Regions from separate parts of the Homo sapiens genome. Here regions 1 and 3 are each linked to region 2. Evidence: read pairs that join two places in POLR2A ChIA-PET (ENCODE). Cell type or tissue: HepG2. All regions are shown on one strand.

What was found. ChIA-PET counts read pairs that join two places held together with the same protein. Peaks named below come from ENCODE experiments on the same cell type or tissue, not always from the same donor. Only the 100,000 strongest peaks of a DNase experiment are listed, where the experiment ranks them.
Region 1: POLR2A ChIA-PET joins it to region 2 with 17 read pairs; 3 of 35 experiments call an interaction of 5 or more read pairs at or near these places.
Region 3: POLR2A ChIA-PET joins it to region 2 with 14 read pairs; 18 of 35 experiments call an interaction of 5 or more read pairs at or near these places.

What each region holds. Positions count from the first base shown.
Region 1 is chr20:506,566-514,565 of GRCh38, reverse strand. CSNK2A1 (casein kinase 2 alpha 1) reads left to right here. Exons shown (of 14, transcript NM_177559.3): 3 at 5,906-6,115. The coding sequence starts at 6,015. Among named protein-coding and RNA genes, the nearest start is that of CSNK2A1, 33 kb to the left of the region's middle. In HepG2, a CTCF peak has its summit at 3,807 (motif pointing right); DNase peaks (open chromatin) are centred at 3,855, 5,911 and 6,152; H3K4me3 peaks cover 439 bases.
Region 2 is chr20:367,551-375,550 of GRCh38, reverse strand. No RefSeq gene overlaps it. Among named protein-coding and RNA genes, the nearest start is that of TRIB3, 9.2 kb to the left of the region's middle. In HepG2, no CTCF peak of the experiment used is centred here; DNase peaks (open chromatin) are centred at 1,890, 3,520, 4,420 and 5,080; H3K4me3 peaks cover 804 bases.
Region 3 is chr20:473,095-481,094 of GRCh38, reverse strand. CSNK2A1 (casein kinase 2 alpha 1) reads left to right here. Exons shown (of 14, transcript NM_177559.3): 14 at 1-8,000. Among named protein-coding and RNA genes, the nearest start is that of TBC1D20, 15 kb to the right of the region's middle. RefSeq lists a silencer at 4,691-4,895. In HepG2, a CTCF peak has its summit at 1,945 (motif pointing right); DNase peaks (open chromatin) are centred at 1,944, 2,872 and 4,304.

The DNA.
Region 1 (8,000 bases), 140 kb before region 2:
GGAGGCTGAGGTGGGAGGATTGCTCAAGCCCAGGAGATGAGGTGGAGGTTTCAGTGAGCCGAGCGAGATTGCACCACTGCACTCCAGCCTGGGTGACAGCGCAAGACCCTGTCTCCTGTCTCAAAAAAATAATAATGATAATATTTGGTCTTTGACCTCCCTTTTCTGTCTTTTCACATCCCCTCTTGTTTTTGTTTTTTGTTTGTTTGTTTGTTTGTTTTTGAGACAGGGTCTTGCTCTGTCACCCAGGTTGGAGTGCAGTGGTGAGATCATGGCTCACTGCAACCTTGACCTCCCAGGCTCAAGTGATCCTTCCATCTCAGCCTACCAAGTACCTGGGACCACAGTTGTACTCCACTACACCCAGCTCATTTTTATGTTATTTGTAGAGAGGAGGTCTCGCTGTGTTGCCCAGGGTGGTCTCAAACTCCTGGGCTCAAGTGATCCTGCCAGAGTGCTGGGATTATAGGTATGAGCCACCACACTGGGCTTCACATCCCCTTTTTATCACCATCCCTTAACCCCCAATCTCTTAGTACCCTTTTATCTATCTGAGATTACAGAGTCACAGTTGAAGAATCCTCTGTTTTATTTTCCCGTATAATTAATGAAGGCCAGCCATTTGAAATTCATGTGAATACCTTTCTTACTATAAGCAGATTATTTGGTATGCGTGACAGTAAGGTGAAGCACCTCTTTGGGGGTACTGCAAAAATAGTTAGCTTGTTGTCTTCCCAGTGGAGAATCAGATCTGCTAGTTCATAAATTAGGTCCCAGTTGATGAGCCCCAAAGCTTCAAGGGTCATTCAGACAAGTACTGGAGAATCTCAAGAGTTTCATTAGTTATTAGTCTTTTCCCACTCCTCACAGAGGATGCCAGGGCCTTGAAACAGCAGAAGAAGACTGGGTGATGAGAATGTACATGACTAGTAATAGGAGTTGGCTATTCTCCATATGTCAGATGGTTTCCAGGGAGAAATGAGGACTCATTTTGTAATGTCATGTATACTTGGGAGTTAGCCCTCAGTGGCCGGGAATTAACCACGGCTACTATAATTTTTGTATTTTAAAGAATGAAGGTTCCAGCCTGTAAAGATAGGTTTCTGCTTATTAGCTTTCACTAAGGAGCTAGGGGATAGTAATTACTTAATACAAATTTACATGCATTTCATGTTTCTAAGCCCTTTCTGGAAGATCATCTCACTTCATCTTCCCTTCAGTCTGCAAGCACAGTTAGACAGGTTTTATAAGTGATGAACCAAAGCTGGGAAAAGCCCAACAGAGAGATCACTTTTAAGCATAGGAAAAGGGCTTTGAGATCCACAGACGAAGGCTGTCTTACACGTATAAAATGTTAACCAGAAGAGTAAAGTGGCTGTAAAGGTTATGTAGAGAAAGATACTGTTTCCTGTCAGAGGAGAGGCTGAGAATTTAAAAGTTTAGTATATTAAAAGTAATAAATTTCTGGGGACAGCATTTCTGTTGGGTTCATGCTGCTGTTTCTACTATTTTGGCCATATTCACACCTACACCTTTCTCTACGGTTTTCCTAGTGTCTTTCATTGCTGTCAAGGCAGGCATAGTAGTCACAGAGTCACCAATCCTACAACATAGATGACCTTATTTCTTTGGGAAGAAGAAAAATTACAAGAAAACATCTGGTTTTTGCATGTTTGATGTGTTTGTGTGTGTGTGCGTTTACAGTTTTAACTGATATTAAGTGAAGATAGATTAATGTCACCCAGGTTTTACAAAATCAAAGAAATAGAAATAATTTTAAAGACTTTTGGTACTTGAATTACTTTGTTGTTTTCTGGTCATTTAGTACATTTATGGAACCTCAGAAGGTTTGAGTTGAACAGAGGCAAGTTACAGCAGTTTTTTGGGTGGGAGAATTCATAAGTCAGCATGTGAATCTTTTGATCTCATATATTTGGAGTGGAATGTCATTAATTGTGTTTGTCACGGTTAAGGAATAGAGAATTAATCTCCATCCCAGTCTTGCTATTCTTCTGAAAGCCTTTAGCTGCCGACACCATGGGCATAAGGAGGTATCTCTTCTGGCTTCTCTTTGGGTGTGGTAGCTAAGTTACAGCTTACCTTGGAAAGATGAGCAGCTTGTAAGCAACAAAAAAACAGTATAGTTAACAAATGCATCGTCAACAAACAAAACAACCCAATCAAAAAATGGACAACAGCTTTGAATAGACATTCTCCAAAACAAATATACAAATGGCCAATAAGCATGTAAAAAGATGCTCAACATCATTAATCATTAGGGAAATGCAAATTAAAATCACAGTCAATGAGATACAACTTCATACTCATTAGGAGGGCTGTTACTGAAAAAAAAAAAAGAAGAAGAAGAAAAGAAAACCAAAAAATAGGCCAGGCACAGTCTATTTTGAGAGCACTTTGGGAGGCCGAGGTGGGAGGATCCCTTGAGGCCAGGAGCTCAAGACCAGCCTGGGCATAAGCAAGACCCCTGTCTCTATAAAAACAAGCAAAAAACAGAAAATAACAAGTGTTAGTAAGGATGTAGAGAAGTTGTAGCCTTTGCACTGTTCCTGGGAGTGTAAAATGATACAGTTGCTGTATAGGAGTGAGCCACCGTGCCCAGCTTGTTGAAACAATATGCTGGTTCTTCAAAAAATTAACATAGAATTACTACATGGTTCAGCAGTTCCACTTCTGGATATATACATAAAAGATTTGAAAGCGAGGTCTCAAACAGATGTTTGTACACCTATGTTCATAGCAGCATTATTTACAATAGCCAAGCTGTGGAAGCAACTCAAGTGTCCATCAGCAGATAAATGGATAAGCAAAATGTGGTGTGTGTGTGTGTGTGTGTGTGTGTGTATATATATACACAGTGCAATATCATTCAGCCTTTAAAAGGATTGGAATTCTAACACATGCTACAACATGGATCAGCCTTGAAGACATTATGCTAAATTAAATAAACAAAACAAAGGACAAATATTGTCTGATTCCACTTATATGAGGTTCCTAGAATAGCCAGCTCAGGCAGAAAATAGAATAGTGGTTGCAAAGAGTTGGGGGAGGGAAAATTAGTGTTTAGTGGATACATAGTTTTCATTTGGGATGGTAAAAATTTGTAGAAATGGATGATCTGGTGATTACTGCACAAGAATGTGAATATACTTAATGCAACTGAGCTTTAGGTTTAAATGTGGATAAAATGGCAGTTTTTATTTTTTTTAGATGAGGTCTCTCTCCTGTCACCCAGGCTGGAGTGCAGTGGTGCAATCACAGCTCACTGTAGCCTCGACTTCCTGGTCTCTGGTGATTCTCCTGCCTCAGCCTCCCAAGTAGCTGGGACTGCAGGCAGACACCATCACACCTGGCTAATTTTTTGTATTTTCAGTAGAGATGGGGTTTTACCATGTTGCCCAGACTGGTTGCGAACTCCTGGGTTCAAGCGATCCACCCTCTTAAGCCTCCCAAAGTGAGCCACTGTGCCTGGCCATAAAGTTTATGTTATGTATATTTTACCACAATTTAAAAAAGTGTTTCAACAAGCTGGGTATGGTGGATCACTCCTATAATCACAGTACTTTGGGAGGCTGTGGTGGGAGCATCACTTGAACCCAGGAGTTTGAGACCAGCCTGGGCAACATAGGGAAACCCCATCTTTACAAAAAAAAAATTTATTTAATTAGCCAGCTGTGGTAGCCCACGCCTGTGGTCCCAACTACTTGGGAGGCAGAGGTGGGAGGATTGATTGAGCCTGGGAGGTCAAGGCTGCAGTGAGCTGTGATCAGACCACTGTACTCTAGCCTGGCCTACAGAGGGAGACCTTGTTTCAAATAAGAAGATTTCAACAAAAAGTAAATAAAAATAGTACAAAGGGCATCTCTATTCCCTTTACGCACGTTTACCTATTGTAATATTTTACCCAGCTTGTTTTATCATTTGTGAGTGTGCAGTCATGTGTGCTATATATATACACATGTAAACGTGTGGGCACATTTTTTTCCTGAATCATTTTAGGGTAGATTATATGCATCATGGCTGTTTACTTCTAATTACTTCAGGAAAATTTCTTAACAATAGACATATTCTTGGGCTGGGCGAGGTGGCTCACGCCTGTAATCCTAGCACTTTGGGAGGCCGAGGAGGGCGGATCACCTGAGGTCGGGAGTTTGAGACCAGCCTGACCAACATAGAGAAACCCTATCTCTACTAAAAATACAAAATTAGCCAGGCATGGTGGCGCATGCCTGTAATCCCAGCTACTCGGGAGGCTGAGGCAGGAGAATCACATGAACCTGGGAGGCGGCAGAGGTTGTGGTGAGCCAAGATCACGCCATTGCACTCCAGCCTGAGCAACAAGAGCGAAACTCCATCTCAAAAAAAAAAAAAAAAGAATAGGTATATTCTCTTAACTATTGTGATTATGTACCAACTTCACAAATTTACATTGATACAATAATTTAATACCCTCTGAATTCCAGTTCTGTCGATATTGTTTTTTATAGCATCCCCCTCCACCTCCTGCAGTATGGGATACAGTCTAGAGTATTGCATTTATGCAATGTCTCTTTAGCCTCCATTTGTCTTTTATGCTGTGGACATGTTTTAGAAGTATAGTACCCCTTCCCCCTTTTTAAATAGACACTTCCTCTTTTTCTGAATGTTTCCTGGTAATTGAATTGAAGTTATGGCTGGGTGCGGTGGCTCACATCTGTGATCTCAGCACTTTGGGAGGCTGAGGTGGGAGGATTGCTTGAGCCTGGGAGTTCAAGACCAGCCTGGGCAACATGGTGAAACACCGTCTCTACTGAAAATACAGAAAATTAGCTGAGGGTGGTGGTGCGTGCCTGTAGTCTCAGCTACCTGGGAGGCTGAGGTGAAAGAATCACCGGAGTCCAGGAAGTTGAGGCTTCAGTGAGCCATGATCACACCACTGCATTCCAGTCTGGGCAGTGGAATAAGACCCTGTCTTAAAACACATACACACATACAAATTGAAGTTATGCTGTCTCAGCCAGGAGACTTGCATACGTGTTATATCCTTCTCACGTTATCACAATCTGGAGACTCAATACAATTTCATCTAAATGCATAATGAGGGGAATCAGCACATGCTGTAGGAGATAGGGAAGACATCATTGGAAAGGAACCTGATTTGATAGCATATTTCTAACATCTTACTTATTTTCCCCCGGTGTCAAATTTTGCATTAGCTCAGCTAATCTGTATTACTGTTTTATACCAGTTTTTAAGCTCCTGTATTAAATATAAAGAGAATATTACTGATTTCTGTTTTTAAATTTAATGAAACCAAGTGTGTCTTTCAAATGGTGATCAAGGTTCTACTGATTATTACCTTAAGGTTCCCCCAAAAGATTTGGATTGGTATAAGATGACATGGAGCTTTGATGTATGAGAACAAGCCTTTATTCTCTTCCTGGTTTCATCAAATATGAGTCAGAATGGCAAGTTGTACTCTTAGCTTTGCCGCCATTCTAGAACCTTTTAGCACCCCTACTTAAGTTACAGAAAGCTGCTGAAAAGAAAGTATTTTTCTTGCCAATACCTTTTGTAGAATATATAACTAGTGGTAATGCTGATGTATCTATCCTCAATGCCATTTTTCTCTTCCAGGCTGTCTTACAAAAATCATTCAAATTTTGCCTGCAGAGGTAACAGGATATTTGGCAAAATATGATTAAAGCAAATATCAGTTTACTGTATTTCTTGGGATTTTTCTTCTCATGTTATAGGAAGCACTGGTTAACACAGTTGAGCTATATTTATTGGCTGTAGGTAGGAGAGCCAGAGGTATATTTCAGGCCATTATTATTTGTAAGATTATTTCCTTCCCATATACCTTCTGTAAATGATTCCTTGGACTTTGTGCATTTTGTTTCTGCAGTTTGAAGAAAACAGGTCTGAAACAAGGTCTTACCCCCAGCTGCTTCTGAACACAGTGACTGCCAGATCTCCAAACATCAAGTCCAGCTTTGTCCGCCAACCTGTCTGACATGTCGGGACCCGTGCCAAGCAGGGCCAGAGTTTACACAGATGTTAATACACACAGACCTCGAGAATACTGGGATTACGAGTCACATGTGGTGGAATGGGGGTAATTGTTTTTGTTGACTTCATTATACTCACTCAAAGGGCTGAATCTTGTGGATCTGTTGAGTAGTTTTTGTCAGAAAACCTCCGTGACTCTGTATGTGTATACCTCAGGATCAAAGCCCAATTTGTGTTTTCTTTTGAGCTGAAAATTTGGTTTTGCAGTGAGGAAGCAGAGTTGCTTTGGCAAGTGAACAATTTTAATGGGCTTACCATTTAAAAATCATTTTAGTTTCTTATCCTTTTCTATGATGTATATGCAGTCGTGCACCACATAACAAAGTTTGAATTAATGACAGACCACATGTAGGACAGTGGTTCCATAAGATTATAAGAGAGCTGAAAAATGTCTGTGGCCTAGTGATGTCATCGTAACATCAACAGTGCATTCATTACCTTTTCTACGTTTAGATACACAAATACCATTGTGTTACAATTGCCTAAAGTATTTATTACGGTACACATTTGTATCCTAGGAGCCGTAGGCCATACCCTAGGTATGTAATATGCCATACCATGTAGGTTTGTGTAAACACTCTGATGTTTAACACATTTCTCAGAATGTCATTAAATAACGCATGACGGTATTCTGTATGGGCACCTGGCAACAAAAAGTTACCTATCAGCTTGCTTATCAAGCCAAGGGCATTGCAGATCAGTGAGAAGTGATACTTGAGAGACTTTGAAAACACCAAAGTCTTATATAAAGTATTTTTGAGGTAGAGAATGTTGTTTCGTGTTAATACAGGAGGACGAAACAGTTCTCCAAAGAGGTAACTTCTTTCTGATGAGAAACAATTAAATTCTTAAACATTTGCCCTTATCCTGAGACTAGGCATGTCTTAGCATGGAATTCAGCCCAAATTCTATCTTGAACAGTTGTAGTCTGCCTGAACAGCTGTGTTTGCCCTCCTAATTCTCTGTGCAGACTCATTTGGATGTTTGCATTTCCTGTCCCAATGTGGTAGACATTTAATTGTTCAGATCATACTTTTGTGATAAAAGCATTTTGACATTCAAGTGCAAAAGAAAGCAATTTGAAAACTAAAGCTACAGCTCCTGTATGCTGTATTTTATATCTGACTGCATGTGATTTCTGTAACCTGTAAGTGGTTAGTGGATGGCTTCCCTAAATTGTCATAGGGCGTATTTTTAATCTTGAGTATGCCATGAATTTGTGTATGTGTGTGTGTGGAAATGAGTCTTGCTCTGTTGCCCTGGCTGCAGTGCAGTGGTGTGATCTCGGCTCACTGCAGCCTCCGCCTCCTGGGTTCACGTGATTCTCCCACCTCAGCCTCTCGAGTAGCTGGGATTACAGGCACCTTCCACCCTACCCAGCTAATTTGAGTATGCCATGATTCTTAACAGTAAATACATTGCCTCTGAATACAGAGGCACTGTATGCTGTAAAGACACCATTAAATGCCAGTGTGGTTTAGTACCAATAAATGTTGTTATTACTGATAATCTAACAATTCTCCTCTTATGTCACAGGCTTTGGACTCTAGGTGACACTGTGTTTACTATAGGAATTTCAGCCGCTATCTTCAAATTGAGTGCTTTGCACTTGGTTCTGCTTAAATGGCACTAAAGAGCCCTTTTGGGCTTTTGGCATGGTTCTGTTTGCTTGCTGGCATTTGTTTTGTATGCCCTCCCATAGGAAGAGAACTCAACCAGAAGTAGGAGCATTCTTCCCCTACACCTGCCATGATTATTATGTTGTCCATTGTTTTTAGTACCTTTTGTCTTTTCATTCACTTTCTTTTTAGCTACTTGAGGAAAATGAATGGTTGAGGTGGTTGATTTGGTTCATATTGGATACTTAGTAGGTCCAGAGGATTCTATCCAGTAGGATAGAATTTAGGCCTTATTGGAACTGTGTTTGTCAT
Region 2 (8,000 bases):
ATGATGCCTTAGAACTTCTGGTTGCGTTCCAAGTCTGGCTGAAGCCACTGAGCCTGTGAGATTGTGGACAAGTCACCTCCCTTTGCGGGGGCTTCAAATTTCTTATCTGTAAAATAAGAAGAGAAAGTTGGAGTAGGTCAGTGAGGTCAGTGTTTTCTGAAATATACCATGTACAACAATGGCTGAGTGCCAGAGGGTTTTAGGGTCTCCAGATACCGTATGACATAACTTTGAATCATAATTGTGATACACTTAAACCCTTTCAGTTTTCTTGCTGTTTCTCCAAAGACTCAGGGAGAAAGTCTCATTTAACAGCTTCTTTTTTTTTTTTTCTTTTTCTTTGAGACGGAGTCTCGCTCTGTCACCCAGGCTAGAGTGCACTGGCGTGATCTCAGCTCACTGCAAGCTCCGCCTCCCGGGTTCACGCCATCCTCCTGCCTCAGCCTCCCCAGTAGCTGGGAATATGGGCGTGTGCCACCACACCCAGCTAATTTTTGTATTTTTGCTAGAGACAGGGTTTCACCATGTTGGCCAGGATGGTCTTGATCTCCTGACCACGTGATCCACCCACCTTGGCCTCCCAGAGTGCTGGGATTACAGGTGTGAGCCACCGCGCCCGGCCAACAGCTTGTATGGTTTTTTTTTTTGTTGTTGTTGTTTTGTTTGTTTTTGAGACGGAGTCTTGCTCTTGCTCTGTCACCCAGGCTGAAATGCAGTGGTATGATCTCAGCTCACTGCAATCTCTGCCTCCCGGGTTCAAGCGATTCTCCTGCCTCAGCCTCCCAAGCAGCTGGGACTACAGGCGCCCGCCACCACGCCCGGCTGATTGTTGTTGTTGTTGTTATTGTTTTTAGTAGAGACGGGGTTTCACCGTGCTAGCCAGGATGGTCTCGATCTCCTGACCTCGTGATCCACTCGCTCGGCCTCCCAAAGTGCTGGGATTACAGGCATGAGCCACCGTGCCCGGCCTCACAGCTTCTATGTTTTTAACACCTCTCTTGTTAAGAATGAGACAGCAGAGTTCAGCTTGGAGCCTTCAGCAAGAAACAGGATTTAGCTGGAATGGAATAACCTGGTTCTGCTTTTTTTGTATGTAATTGTATGCTTACCTCTTCTTTATGGCAAATCATAGTAGTTTTCTATTTGAGGTCAGTGATTTAAAATTTCCATGTTAAATAAATTTAGATAAGTTTTTTAAAATGAGGTGGTTGTGGTCAAGCACAGTGGTCCATGCTTGTAATCCCAGCACTTTGGGAGGCAGAGGTGAGTGGATCACCTGAGGTCAGGAGTTTGAGACCAGCCTGGCCAACATGGCAAAAACCTATCTCCGCTAAAAATACAAAAATTAGCTGGACGTGGTGGCATGCACCTGTAGTCCCAGCTACTTGGGAGGCTGAGGCATGAGAGTCGCTTGAACCCAGGAGGCAGAGATTGCCGTGAGCCGAGATCATACCACTGCACTTCAGCCTGGGTGACAGAGCAAGACTCTGTATAAAAAAATAAATAAAATAAATAAATAAATAAATAAGTAAAAGATGAGCTGGTTGGAAGGAAGACATTATGGAACTAATATAAAAAATAAGTACATGGATTCAGACCAATCAACTTGGGGAAGACAGTGGGTGATTCAAGAATGGCAACTCCAGGGCTGTGATCCTCTCTGGGAGCCCTTATCTAGGAGACCGGGCACCTCCCTTCTCTGGAGGCCCCTGGGGGCTTTGCAGAAATCTCTCACCATCCAGATCACGCTAGGCTGGGCCTAAGGAGAGGCAGGAAGGCCAGCCCGGCGGTTGCCCCAGGGGCGGCCTGGGATTCTTCCTGAGAAAGGCTCTTCTCATGCCTGTGGGTGGAGCCCTGTGTGGGGACCTCCCTTACGTCATCTTGTGTCATCCTCAAACTTCCCCATGAAGCTGCTATTTTTATCCCTGGAGACAGATGAGGAAACCAGGGCTCAGAGCAGTGACATCACTAGTTTAAGGAGGGAGGAGACAGTGGGATTCAGAGCCAGCTGGCCTGGCTCAAAATCCGTGTGGTCTCTTGTCCACTGTCTTGGACAAAGTCACTTAGCTACTCAGACCCACAGCCCTATCTATAAAGTGGGATTGATGACAGTGTTTTCCTGTAGGGTTATTGAACTGCTTATTGTCATTGGGATTTCCCTCCCTCCCTTCCTTCCTTCCTTCCCTCTTTTCTTTTCTTTTCTTTTGAGAGAAGATCTCACTCTGTTGCCCAGGCTGCAGTGCAGTAGGGTGATCATGACTCACTGTAGCCTCAACCTCCCAGGCTCAAGCGATACTCCCGCCTCAGCTTCCTGAGTAGCTGGGACTATGGGCATGCACCACCATGCCTGGCCTGGGAACTGTTATTGGATTAAATGGAGGGTTAAATGGGCTAATACAGGTTAAGTTCACGCTTAGGAGAGTTCCCAGCACATGGTAAGCACTGGAGGGTGAGTGGCTATTATTATTTCCAAGGCCCCAGGGCTGCTGCACCTCCTTCCCCAGCAAACACACCCAGTGAGAGCTGAGGATAAAGGGGGAGGTGGGGACACACTTCCTGAGAGTGGCCCATGTGGAGCCTAAGCTGTGCCTTCCAGTGCTTCCTCATGTCAGCCTCACCACAGCCCTGTGAGCTAAGGATGCATTTACGCCCACTTTGCAAGTGAGCAAATCCAGTGTCAAAGAGTGAAAGTAACCTGCCCAGCGTTACACAGCTAGCCAGTGTGGCTTTTTGAGACGGAGTCTCACTCTCACCTAGGAGTGCGGTGGCATGATCTCAGCCCACTGCAACCTCCGCCTCCCGGGTTCAAGCGATTCTCACGCTTCTGCCTCCTGAGTAGCTGGGATTACAGGCGTGTGCCACCACGCCTGGCTAGTTTTTGTATTTTTAGTAGAGATGGGGTTTTACCATGTTGGCCAGGCTGGTCTCAAACTCCTGACCACAAGTGATCTGCCTGCCTCAGCCTCCCAAAGTGTTGGGATTACAGTCATGAGCCACCGTGCCTGGCCTGGGATTTAAACCCAGGTCTGCGTGGTTCCAAAGTCCACGTCATTCCACCATTTCAGGAGCCTCAACAGGATTGACGGGAGGTTCCTGGGGAAGTCCCGTGTCCTCCTCAAGGGTGAAGGGTTCTCTCTTTCTGTGTAGTGGAAATAGCTAGATCATAGCCATGGGCTGAAGACAGCTGGTCTGGTTCTGACCTTGCCTCTGACCTTGGGCAGCTACAGGTCTCTCCCTGGGCTTAGGCACATAATTGCTGCTTTGTATGTATAAGGGGTTAGGATCTCCAAACTTCCAGGGATCCTGATTCTCTTTCTCGCCTCTCAGCTGGAGGATGAGGGAGCCCCAGATCTGCCAGCTCCCAGTGCTGGACGCATTGCTGAGTCACCTGACCTTCCTTCCTTCCTGCCTGCCTTCCTGCCTTCCTTTTGCCTGCAGGTCCTGAAGCCATCAAAGGCCAGAGAAGGAAGGGGATTATATGTTCAGTCTGGATAACTGCCCAGGCCTTGCCTTTCTGAGAAAAGCTTGGGGGGTGGGGGTGGAATGCTGAAGCACTCAGCCAGTTGCATCAGAAAACCTTGCGCAAGGCGCCCTCCTGGGTCCAGCACTGAGCCCTGTCCCATAGTCCCCACCCCTACCCTGTCCCCTGAGGTGCCAGAATGAGGACTGTTCAGCCTTGCGAGGGACACTGAGCAAGGCCAGGCTGTCAGGGAGTGATGGAGGAAGTTGAGGGATGAAGGAAGGCTTTGGGGCCAGTGCTGAGAGGGCTTAGGCCGCCTGGGTGAAGGAACTTGAGCTGGAAGTTGCTCCTCAGGACATTTAGATCCAACTCATCCACCTGGCTTCTCTCCCAAAGAAGAGGAGACAAGGCCAGTGCCCTGGACACTAACTGACCCAGATCCTTGACTGTGGTCCTAGGGTGAACCCTATTGCCTGACTTTGCACTTCAACTGCACTCTGGCCTGAAACCTTGAACATGGTCTGACCTGTGATCACTAAGCCCTGGGCCGTAGCCACAGCTAACGCCGACCCAGGTCCCAAACTGAACGGTGTCTTGGTCACTTTTTCCCCACATGATCCATAAACTGAATTTGAATTCTAGCTCCTGATTGAGTTATAACCCTGGAGATAGATTTAGCTCTAATCCATCATGTGTGACCCCAGGCCCCAGATAAACCCCAACTGTAGCCCCAGATACCCTAGCCATAGATTCTCTCTCTGGTCTCAACAGGGCAGTGCTCAGGCACAGGAATCAAGAGCTTGGCACCTGCTCCCCTCCCCTCTGGGCTGCTCCCCATACCCCCCCAGGTCGAGGAAGGCTGAGGGGCTGGACTGAACATGGGACAGCCCCCTGACCAGCCTGACTGTGACTCAGCAGGGTGGGAGCTGGAGGTAGAGTCAGGCAGGACCACTGGGGATAGGCCAGGCAGGTGCTGAGTCAGGGCAGGGAGAGAGGGACAGTCTCTGAGTGCAGAGCTGGTCTGGGATGTGGGATGGTACATGTGGTCCGACAGGCCCTTTAAGGTAAAGCAGCTCCAGTCCTGAAGCCAGGCCCTTTAAGGCAAATAACCCCGATCCTATCCATCTCCATCTACCCATTTATTGTCCATTTTTCCATCACTTATCCATATTATTCTCTCCCAGAGCATCCTGTTCTTTTCCACCAGAACACTTAACTATAATTGGAATTATGTATGTATTTGTTATTTGTTTAGTGTCTGCCTCACCCACTGAACTACAGGCTCCCTTAGGACAGGCACCTTGCCTGTGTGGCTCACCAGTGTCTCTAGCACCTCATACAGTGCCTGGCACACGGCAAGTGGTCAGTAAATAGTAGTTGAAGAGATTAAATCCCTCCACCCATCTATTCATTCCTTTTCCATCTATGAATTATTATTTTATAATGCATCCCCACCATCTAGCCATTCGAATTTCTCGCTGTTCTTTCATCTACCCTCCATCCGACAAGCATCCATCCATCCACCTACATAGCTTTCCCATATCAATCCATGCTATTTATAGAATCATCCGTTTCTTCAACAAATATTTACTGAGTACCTACTACTTGCCAGGCAACATTCCAAAGGCTAGGGATACTACAGTGAAAATAACAGACAAAAGTGGCGCTTACATTCCATTAGAAGGAAAAGTGCAGCCAGGCACAGCGGCTCACACCCGCAATCCCAGTACTTCGGGAGGCTGAGGCGGGAGGATCACTTGAGCCTAGGAGTTTTAGACTAGCTTAGGCAACATGGTGAAACCTCATCTCTACAAAAAAGTACAACAACTAGCCAGGCATGGTGGTGAGTGCCTGTAGTCCCAGCTACTCAGGAGGCAGAGGAGGGAGGATGGCCTGAGCCAGGTAGGCCAAGATTTCAGTGAGCTGAGATCATGCTGCTGCACTCCAGACTGGGCAACAGAGTGAGACCCTGTCTCAAAAAAAAAAAGAAAGAAACATGCAAGAAATAATTACCATAATAAGTACATTGTAGCACATGTTAGGGGGTGACGAATGCAAGGGAAAAAAAGAGTAAGTACAGAGATGAGGAGTGTTGGGTGGGCAGGCAGTGGCTGTATTGAGTGGAGTGTTCAGTGGATGCCCTGAGACTATCCGAAGGGCAAATTCTTCAGGAAGAGGAACAGCTCATGCAAAAGCTCCAAAAGGAAGCTGACTAGCTGACTGGTGTGCCATCGGAGAAGGTCAATGTGGCTGGAGTGCAGCCAGTGACAGGGAGGCGGTGGGAGATGAGGTCAGAGAGGTAAAGGGGGTTCAGATAATCTGGAGCTTTGGAGGCCTTTGAAAGGACGCTGAGGAGTCATGGGGAGGCAGGGGAGGGTTTAAGGAGAGGAGGGAAGTGATCTCACTTACCTTTTTTTTTTTTTTTTTTTTTTTGAGATGGAGTCTCGCTCCTGTCATGCAGGCTGGAGTGCAGTGGCGCGATCTTGGCTCACTGCAACCTCCACCTCCTGGGTTCCAGTGATTCTTCTTCCTTAGCCTCCTGAGTAGCTGGGACTACAGGCGTGCATCACCTTGCCCGGCTAATTTTTGTATTTTTAGTAGAGATGGGGTTTCATCATGTTGGCCAGGCTGGTCTCGAACTCCTGACCTCAGGTGATTCACCCGCCTCAGCCTCCCAAAGTGCTAAGATTACAGGGTGAGCCACCATGCCCAGCCATTTTTTTTCTTTTTTTTAAGTACAGACAGGGTTTTGCCACATTGCCCAGGTGGGTCTCAAACTCCTACACCCAAGTGATCCTCCTTCCTCGGCCTCCTCAAGCGCTAGGATTACAGGCATGAGCTACCATGCCCAGCCTTGACTTACTTTTAAAATAAAATCATTTAGGGATCTGTACTTGGAATAGACTGAATGAGGCAAGGACAGGAAGACAAGGGAGCAGGTGTTGCAATAATTCTCTTAAACTCCAGTGGCTCAGAGCAGGGCAGTGGCCATGCTAGAGGTGAGCTGTGACTGGATTCTGGGTATATTTTAAAGGTGGAGCCAACAGGATTGCTGATGGTCTAGATGTGGAGTTTGAGGGAAAAGGAGGTGTCAAGGTGCTTCCAAGGTTTCTTGGCCTGAACGGTGACAGGTATGGAACTGCCATCAAATGACATGGAGCGAGGTGTTTGGGGGAAGCCCAGGTTCAGCTTTGGTTCTGTGGAGTCTGTCATGTCTTTTGACATCCTCAAAGAGACATCAGGTAGGTATTTGAATGTATGGGCTGGAGTTCAGGGGAGAGGTCTGGGCTGAGGATACAGTGTTGGGAGTCATAGACGTGAGACTGGATGAGAGCTCCAGGGACCAAGTCCTCACTGCTCCAACAGGAATGGGAGAAGCAGGGAGCCTGAGAAGGAGGAAAACCAGCAGAGAGTGGAGGCCTGGCCACCAAGTGAAAAGAAGTACATCAAAGAGCAGGGAGTGGTCAGCTGTGTCAAACTGTTGATCAGTTAAGAAGATGAAGAATGGGCCGGGTGCGGTGGCTCACACCTGTAATCCCAGCACTTTTGGAGGCCAAGGTGGGCGGATCACGAGGTCAAGAGATTGAGACCATCCTGGCCAACATGGTGAAATGCCGTCTCAACTAAAAATACAAAAATTAGCTGGGTTTGGTGGCTTGTGCCTGTAGTCCCAACTACTCGGGAGGCTGAGGCAGGAGAATCGCTTGAACCCAGGAGGCAGAGGTTGCAGTGGGCCAAGATCGTGCCACTGTATTCCAGCCTGGGTGACAGAGCAAGACTCTGTCTCAAAAAAAAAAAAAAAAAAAGATGAAGAATGAGAACTGAACACATTGGATTTAGCAATGTGTTGAAATTGACAAGAGCAGTTTCAACTAGGGAAGTGACAGGTAGAAGCATGATTAAATGGACTTAAGAGACAAGAGGGCCAGGTGTGGTGGCTCACACCTGCAGTCCCAGCACTTTGGGAGGCTGAGGTGGATGGATCACTTGAGCCTGGGAGTTCAAAACCAGCCTGGGCAACATGGCAAAACCCAGTCTCTACAAAAAATACAAAAATTAGCCAGGCATGGTAGTGCACACCTGTAGTCCCAGCTACTCAGGAGGCTGAGGTGGGAAGATCGTTTGAGCCCAGGAGGTTGAGGCTGCAGTGAGCCATGATCACGCCACTGCACTCCAGCTTGGGTGAGAGAGCAGATCCTGTCTCAGAGGGAGAGAGAGAGAGAAGACTAATTAAAAACAGCGAGGATAGACAATTTTCTCAAAGCCCTTTTCTGCAAAGGGGAGAAAAAATAGGGTGGTAGCTGTGGGGAGGGCTTAGGATTGAGTGAAGGCGGTTGTCTTAAAGACCCACCCATGAATCTATTCGATCCCATGGGCCGTGTACCTGACCCTCCTTACCGCGCATCTGACCCACCGTCTGTTCCTCATCCGTAAGCTGAGTCTGTTCAGAACTCCTATAGGGTACCAACTCCCATGCCAGACCCTGGGGTGGGCATGGAGGGCAAGAAATGGATGAACCCAAACTCTGGCCTGGAGTAGG
Region 3 (8,000 bases), 110 kb before region 2:
CTGAGCAATATGCTTCTCCAACCGACACCGTGTGTGATAGATGGCTCCGTTTTCACGTTTTGAATTCTGTTTCTTGTACTTGAAATGCCTGTCCAGCTTACATAAGATAGATTAAATTGTTAGAGTGGGACTGTCAGAGGAATATATCTTGTAAAGTAGATCCTCAGGGTATGGCTAATTACTATAGTCCTAAAGTAGCAGAGAAAATTAGAGATTGGTTGACAGATTTGGGAATTTTAATTTCTTCTTAGTTTTTAACTTTCATCTTTGCTTCACCTTTTGACAAGTATGGTTATAATTAGAATTGACCATTTAAGCATCTCTTGAAAAACCTGATTTTGTCCCACCAGCAAATTCTCTCCCAAGACTGGAATTGGGTTTGCATAGTAGAGAGCCTGTCTTCCCAGGGCCTTTTCCTAGTTAAAGAAACACTTAACTAAAAAGGCTGTGTGGTAAGGTCATGCTCAGTTCCTTCCTCAAAAAATGAGTCTAAAATTGGTTTATCCTGAATCCGACTTCCCCCACTGTCATCACTTACCCTTGCCCTTCTTTTTCCTCAGAACACCTGAACTTTTGTTGTATTATTTTGTATCTCCCCACTTGCATGTAAACTCCCTGGTGACCTTGCATGTCTTATGCAATCCTCATTAAAACCTTTTGTTTTTTTTTTTAAGTGGGTTCGTTTTCCCTCAGGATCGAAGAGTATTGAATGGAATGGCACGAGGAAAATATTTAACACCCTACTTGGCTTGTAATAATAGGTGCTTAATAAATTGTAGTTCCACTCTCCACTCCATTGCCCCCTTTCTCTCCCTACACACACACACCCACCCACCCACACACACACACACACACACACAAAGTAAATGGAAGTATTGTTGCATAAAGAGCATCTCAAAATCCTAAGAACTTTGCCCTTGAGTTTGCAGCTATAATTACAAGCCACAGGCCAGACTGAACTAACATGACAAGTAACTTTATTTAATGAGACCCTGATAAATAGGTATCTGAAGACTAAGGAATGATCCTGGCCAATTTAGTAGACTTAGATGCTGCAGTCTCCCTGCTTTTCCCCTGCTGTATTACCTGTGTGTAATATAGGTTGAATATCCCCTATCCAAAATGGTTGGGACCAGAAGTGTTTTGAATTTTTTTGGATTTTTGGAATATTTGCGGAATACATACCAGTTCAATATTCCTAATCTGAAATTTGAAATATTCCAAATAGCATTTACTTTAGGCATCATGTTGATGCTTAAAAAATTTCAGATTTTTGAGGATTTTGTATTTTCAAATTAGAAATGCTCAACGTGTAATACGAAATTCAGACTATTCTCCAAGTAAAACATATGTAGATGGTGTCACAAGATGTTCTGGACTCAATCCTATGTAAATAAGTACTTCCTAGACTTTATAGCTCTCCTTTGATTCTGTGCTAAATTTAACCATTAGAGAAGCAATGTAATGTTACTGCAAGTGGTCTACCTCTAACAGAGTTCTGTCTGGCAGTGTGATTTTTTTGATCAGTTAACCTCTCTGAATCTTTTCTTCACAGGTGATTTAAATTGTTATTGTAAAACATTTTAGGCATGTACCAAATTATAAAGAAAGCTGTAACACATCCATAATCCTACCACCCAAGTTGAATTTCCATTGCCAATACAGACCAAGCCCCCTTTTTGCCCTTTTTTGGTGATACCCTCTTCTTCCTCCCTTCCCCAGAGGTCCCAATATTTCCTATCTGTTAAATTGGGGTATAAGTACTGATTTCATAGAGCGGTTGTTCAGATTCTATGACAGATGCCTGGTATATGGTAGAGTTACACCAAATGTTGGTTTCTCTTCTAAATTGTACAGTTGTGCAGACTATGTACAGTAAAAGGATGCTACATTATAGGGAGGCCATAGATGTTTGCATTTGGAAAATTTCTGACTCTTTTCCAGCAGGTGGCAGTAAAGTGTCTTTACTAGAAGAAAAAATATCCAAGCATTAAACATGACAGGTTTTCAACGGGTACAAGTCAAGTTTCTGATTGAATGAAGGCCAGCATTGCCTTGTTCCCACTCCCTCTATGGAAAGCCAGATATTTTGCACTGTAGCAAATTACAAACTGGATTTGTCTCCCTGTCGCTCTACTCACTAGAAGTTTTTTGTTTGTTTTGTTTTTTGATACGGGTCTTGCTCTGTTACCCAGGCTAGAGTGCAGTAGCGCCATCACAGCTCACTGCAGCCTCAACCTCCCAGGCTCAGGTGATCCTCCCAACTCAGCCTTCCAGGGACTACAGGCACGAGCCATCATGCTTGGCTAATTTTTTTTTTTTTTTTTTTGGTAGAGATGAAGTTTTGCCGTGTTGCCCAGGCTGGTCTTGAACTCCTGAGCTCAACAGTCTACCCGCCTTGGCCTCCCAAAGTGCTGAGATTAGAGGCATGAGCCACCACACCTGGCCCACTAGGGATTCTTATTGGCCTCAATGTGAGAAGCCCTTCCCCAGGTACCTCCAGATGGAAGCTTACAGGATGGTCAGTCCATTTCTTAGAGAAGTTCCTGGGGGGATTGAGTATTTCTGAGTCAGCTTCACTCTTGCATCATCTGCTTTGACAGTTTTCTTGGCTCCTGTAATGAGAAAAAGGGAAAAAAATGCTGCAGCAGCTGGGGCTGGCTTCCTGATCCCACCCTGGGAATCAGAGTCTCAGCTATTGATAAACATTTCTAGCCATACCTAGAAGGAGAGGACCTTGCTTCTGTGTGTTGAACAGTTCCAAGAACTCCATGGTGAACTTCCTATGAAGAACCCTCCATAACCCTCAACCCTTCAAACCTGACGGTATACCTCATTTTGTTCTCCCGTCTCTGGCATTCCTCACCCACCCACGCTGACTGGTCTTTCCAAAGTTCATTTCTGTAATATAGGATGTCTTTGGTTTCAACAAACATTTGTAAGTGCCCCTGAGCCTGGTCTTTGCTATACACTGGGGATTGAGAGGTGAGACACAAGCCCATGGGGAAATGTATGTTAATTAGAAAAGTGAAAAAATTGTGTATATGGGATAATTCCAACTGTTTTAAAAAAAAAATCCTAGGAAAAATGCAAATGCCTATTTCAGAGAAAGAAATGGAAATCCCAAGGTGGCAAAAAGGAAGGCAGAATTCATCCTGAATGTAACTGGGGTTTTTTTGTTTTGTTTTGTTTTGTTTGTTTGTTTTGTTTTTGAGACAGGCATGGGATTACATGCACCACCACGCCCAGCTAATTTTGTATTTTTAGTAGAGACGGGGTTTCTCCATGTTGGTCAGGCTGGTCTCGAACTCCCGACCTCAGGTGATCCGCCCGCCCAAGCCTCCCAAAGTGGTGGGATTACAGGCGTGAGCCACTGCGCCCAGCCTAAGTGGGTATTAAAGTCAGTGCTTCCAAGACACTGGGTCTGGGTATAGGTGGGCCTCAGGCTATGGACTAGGGTTTGAATGCCCCCAGGGAGATAGGACACAGACTCCCGGGCTTTCTAAGATAGAAACTGAAACAATGCTGTGGCACTTGGAAAGGCTACAGGGGCAGGATTGAGGTGGTGGGGGTGGTAAAAACTAGAAGAATACTAGCTGTTGTTGCCTCTGGGTGATGAGGTTAAGATACCACGGAAGGCCCACACACCTGTGGTTGGAACACTTTGGGAGCCGGGAGTCCCAGACCAGCCTGGACAACATGGCGAAAACCCACCTCTACAAAAAATAGATTAGCTGAGTGTGGTGGTGTGCGCCTGTGTCCTAGCTACTGGGGAGGCCAAAGGACGAGAATTAATTGCCTGAGCCCAAGAAGTCAAGGCTGCAGTGAGGTGTGATTGTGCCACAGTACTCAAGCCCAAGTGACAGAGCAAGACCCTGTCTAAAAAGATTTTTTTAAAGTCACAGAAGCTGGGCGTGGTGGCTCATGCCTGTAATCTCAGCTCTTTGGGAGGCTGAGGCAGGAGGATTGCTTGAGGCCACGAGTTGGAGACCAGCCTGGGCAACATAGGGAGACCCTGTCTCTACCAAAATTAAAAATTAGCTGGATGTGGTGGCACATGCCTGTAGTGCTAGCTACTCTGGAGGCTGAGGCAGGAGGATCACTTGAGCCCAGGGGTTCAAGGCTGCAGTGAGCTATGATAGTGCCACTGCACCCCAGACTGAGCAACAGAGTGAGACCCTGTCTGTAAAAGAAGTTGTTATTAATTGAAAAAAAGATTTAACAGGCTGGGTGCAGTGGCTCACACCTGTAATCTCAGCACTTTGAGAGGTGGAGGCGGGCGACTCACTTGAGCTCAGGAATTCAAGGCCGGTCTGGGAAACATGATGAAACCCTCTCTACAAAAAATACACAGATTAGCTGGGCATGGTGGTGCATGCCTGTAGTCCCAGCTACTTGGGAGGCTGAGATGGAGGAATCAATTGAGCCCAGGAGGTTGAGGCTGCAGTGAGCCATGATTTCACCACTGCACTCCAGCCTGTGCAACATAGGGAGACCCCGCCTCCAAAAAAAAAAGTAACAGAAAAACTCACTAGGTGCCGGGCATGGTGGCTCACGCCTGTAATCCAACACTTTGGGAGACCAAGGCGAGTGGATCACCTGAGGTCAGGAGTTTGAAACCAGACTGAACAACATGGTGACACCCTGTTTCTACTAAAAAATACAAAAATTAGCTGGGCTTGGTGACGTGTGCCTGCAGTCCCAGCTACTTGGGAGGCTGAGGCAGGAGAATTGCTTGAGCCTGGGAGGTGGCGGTTACAGTGAGCTGAGATCACGTCAGTGTACTCCAGCCTGGGTGACAGAGCCAGACTCCATCTAAAAGTAAAAAAGAAAAACTCACTAGGAAGGAATCTTGAAGTCTTGGAGAAGAGAGAATGGTCCATGAGGCCTCAGAGGAGGGGCTGCCTGAACTGGCGAGGGAGAGGCCCAGCCTAACAAGTTTCAGCTGCCAAGGCCCATGCCTGGGATCAGAACCCTGTCTCCTGGCTCAATTTTGCTTGTGGGGCTGCTTTTGCACAGCTATGTTGCCAGGAATCTGTCCAGGTTCCTAGCCAGTCATTGCAGACAAATTTTTTCTTTCTTTTGCTTTTGTTCTCTGTCTAGTCTTAGTCTCACAAATTTCTAAGGCAACTGTATGTAGTTCAGCTGATCTAGATCAAGTTCAGCCCAAGCAGCTGTTTTTCAGGTTGTGGGTCGGCTGGGCTGGACACCTCCATGTGAATTGGATTCAGGTTTGCCCAATGTGGCAGAAGTTGCAGCAGCTACTCAGGGCGTGCTCTTCTCATGAATCACAGAAACTTAGAAGAGACCAAATGGAATCACACAAGCACATTTCAAGCCTCTGCTGTGTCACAAGCACCATCATCCCATTGGCGAAAGCAAATCACATAGCCAAGCCCAACATCAGTGCAGTAGGGAAGCATAGAGCCTGTGTTGGGAAAACTTTATGAGGTTATATGGCAAAGGGTGTGTATGTTTAGTCTTATTACAGGGGAATGAAGAAACAAACCAATAATGCAATCAGCCATACTATTCATATATATCAGTAGGAACAGAAGGCAACCACATATAACATCTATGTATATATATATGTGTGTGTGGAAAGGATTACACCAACTTTTTTTTTTTTTTTTTGAGTCAGAGTCTTAACTCTGTCACCCAGGCTGGAGTGCGGTGGCATGATCTCAGCCCACTGCAACCTCCACCTCCCAGGTTCAAGCGATTCTCCTGCCTCAGCCTCCCAAGTAGTTGGGATTATAGGCACATGCCACCACACCCAGATAGTTTTTGTATTTTTACAAAACAACAGGGTTTCACCATGTTGGCCAGGCTGGTCTGGAACTCCTGACATCAAGTAATCTGCCTGCCTCGGCCTCCAAAAGTGCTGAGATTATAGGCGTGAGCCACCGTGCCCGGCTGAGAATACTTGTTTACTTGTTTTCAAGCAACAAAAATTGAGAATCAGTCTTTGAGACTCCATGGCCAGAAACAACACAACATTCCACTATACACAGGGTGCTTCTGGGGGTCCTCGGTGTTGTGTTTATTGGGGTGGTACCTAAATGTTGTATTTGCTCTATAATTATTTGTTAAACTCTCCATTTACGTTTGGGGCACTTCTCAGTATATTTGCTAGAGTTCAAATGTTTAAAAGTTTACAAAATGAAAACTGAGCAGAGTAAGACAAGCCAAAAAAGTATTAACTCAGCAGGAATGGGAAAAGTTATGAAAGGAGGGAAAACTAAATATCATACTGCTGGTTCAGCTGTGATTAGAATTTACGTAGTCATAATGGAAACACTGAATACTGGTCTAACCAGGATTACAGTATGATGACAATGGAAAGAGGAGTGATGGGAAATGCTGGCATGTGTGGTGGTGTTGGTAACAGGACAAGCGGTCTAAGCTCTAAACTCTCATCATTTATAAGGGGAACTAATGCCTAAAACTGAAAAATCAAACAGTTGCATGTTATTTTGAGATTTTTTAAATTATTGTTAAGATAGTAGCAGTATTTACTTTTAAAACTATATTTATGTATTACTCTGGTGAAAAAGCAACTACTTTTAATAAATGGATATTTATCTTGAATGCATCCACTTCCTCCCATTCCCGTTGCCAAATTCCTCATCCCAGCCACCATCCTCTCTTGCTTGGAGTATCATAGCAGATAACTGGTCTTGATGCCTTCCCATCTCGTCTCAATTCCTGATTCATCTGACACCTGCAACCAAAGATCTTTCAAAAATAAATATTCTAGTCCAGGCACAGTGACTCATATCTATAACCCCAGCATTTTGGGAGGCCAAGGCCCGATGATCACTTGAGGCCTGGGTAACACAGCGAGTCCTCTGTTCTACAAAAAATGAAAACATTAACTAGTGTGGTGGTGTGTGACTATAGTGCTAGCTACTGGGGAGGCTGGGTGGGAGGATACGTTGAGCCCAGGAGTTGGAGGCTGCAGTGAGCTATGATCACATTGCTCTCAGTGAGACCTGGCTGACAGAGTGAGAACCTCTCTCTTAAAAATAATAAATAAATTTTATCTCAGTCCCTTGCTTAAAAGCCTTTCAAAGACTAGATCACTTGCAATGTTGTTGTCTCCTCCCAAGGGAGTCATTCCTCCCTTCCTCTTTGTTGACAGAGCCCCAGTTTGAGGGACAGCGGGATATCCACCATGCTGCTGTGAGACTCGGGCAGTTGTGACTGGTTTAGAAGTGGATACACAGGGAGAGGTCTTCTGGAAAAGGTCTTCTGGAGAGCTGAGATCAGAAGACAATCAACTGGCTTCAAATCTAAGGAGAGACAGGCACAAAATGGAAGAGATGACATGGGCACTGGTTACCTGGTAAACACAAGTGGACACTGGTGAGGGACTGGGTCATGGAGACTGCAGTAGTCTTTACCCTTTTCAGCGTTTTTCACCATGAACCCCACTGGGAGCACACAGAAGATTGGAGAAAGTTTTAATAAAATGTCTCAAGATCTGGAAGAAGACAATGGCAGCTACTGTGAAAGGATCACAGTGCTCCACCCAGACCCTTCCCTGTATCCCCTACCGGACAAAAGCCTTAGTCTGTGGAGGGAAGGACACCAAATCCTGTCACCCCCTTGGATGAAGCTCCCTTGCATCTGGGGGAATGAAACAGGAACAAAACAAAACTTTCCCTGGGCAGGGGCAGGAATACACACTGGGCCCAGAACTGGGGGAGGAACAGGAGCACTAAGGAGGACATAACCCCAAAATCAGAGACACAAAGGGCCTGACAGAGACTGAGACTTGATCAGAACAGAGAATTCCCTCCTCCCCCACCTGCCAATGGTAAGCTGACAAGCCTTGAGTTAGAAGTAAAAATGTTACAGGAGAGAGACAAGAGTATGGGAAGAAGACCCTTTCTGAGGGTCACAAAGGGAGGACCTAAAGCTGAGCAGGGAGCACACATGGAAGGAGAAAATCCCTCTGGCAGGCCAGCCTGCACCCTCAGTCCAAGGTGTCATTG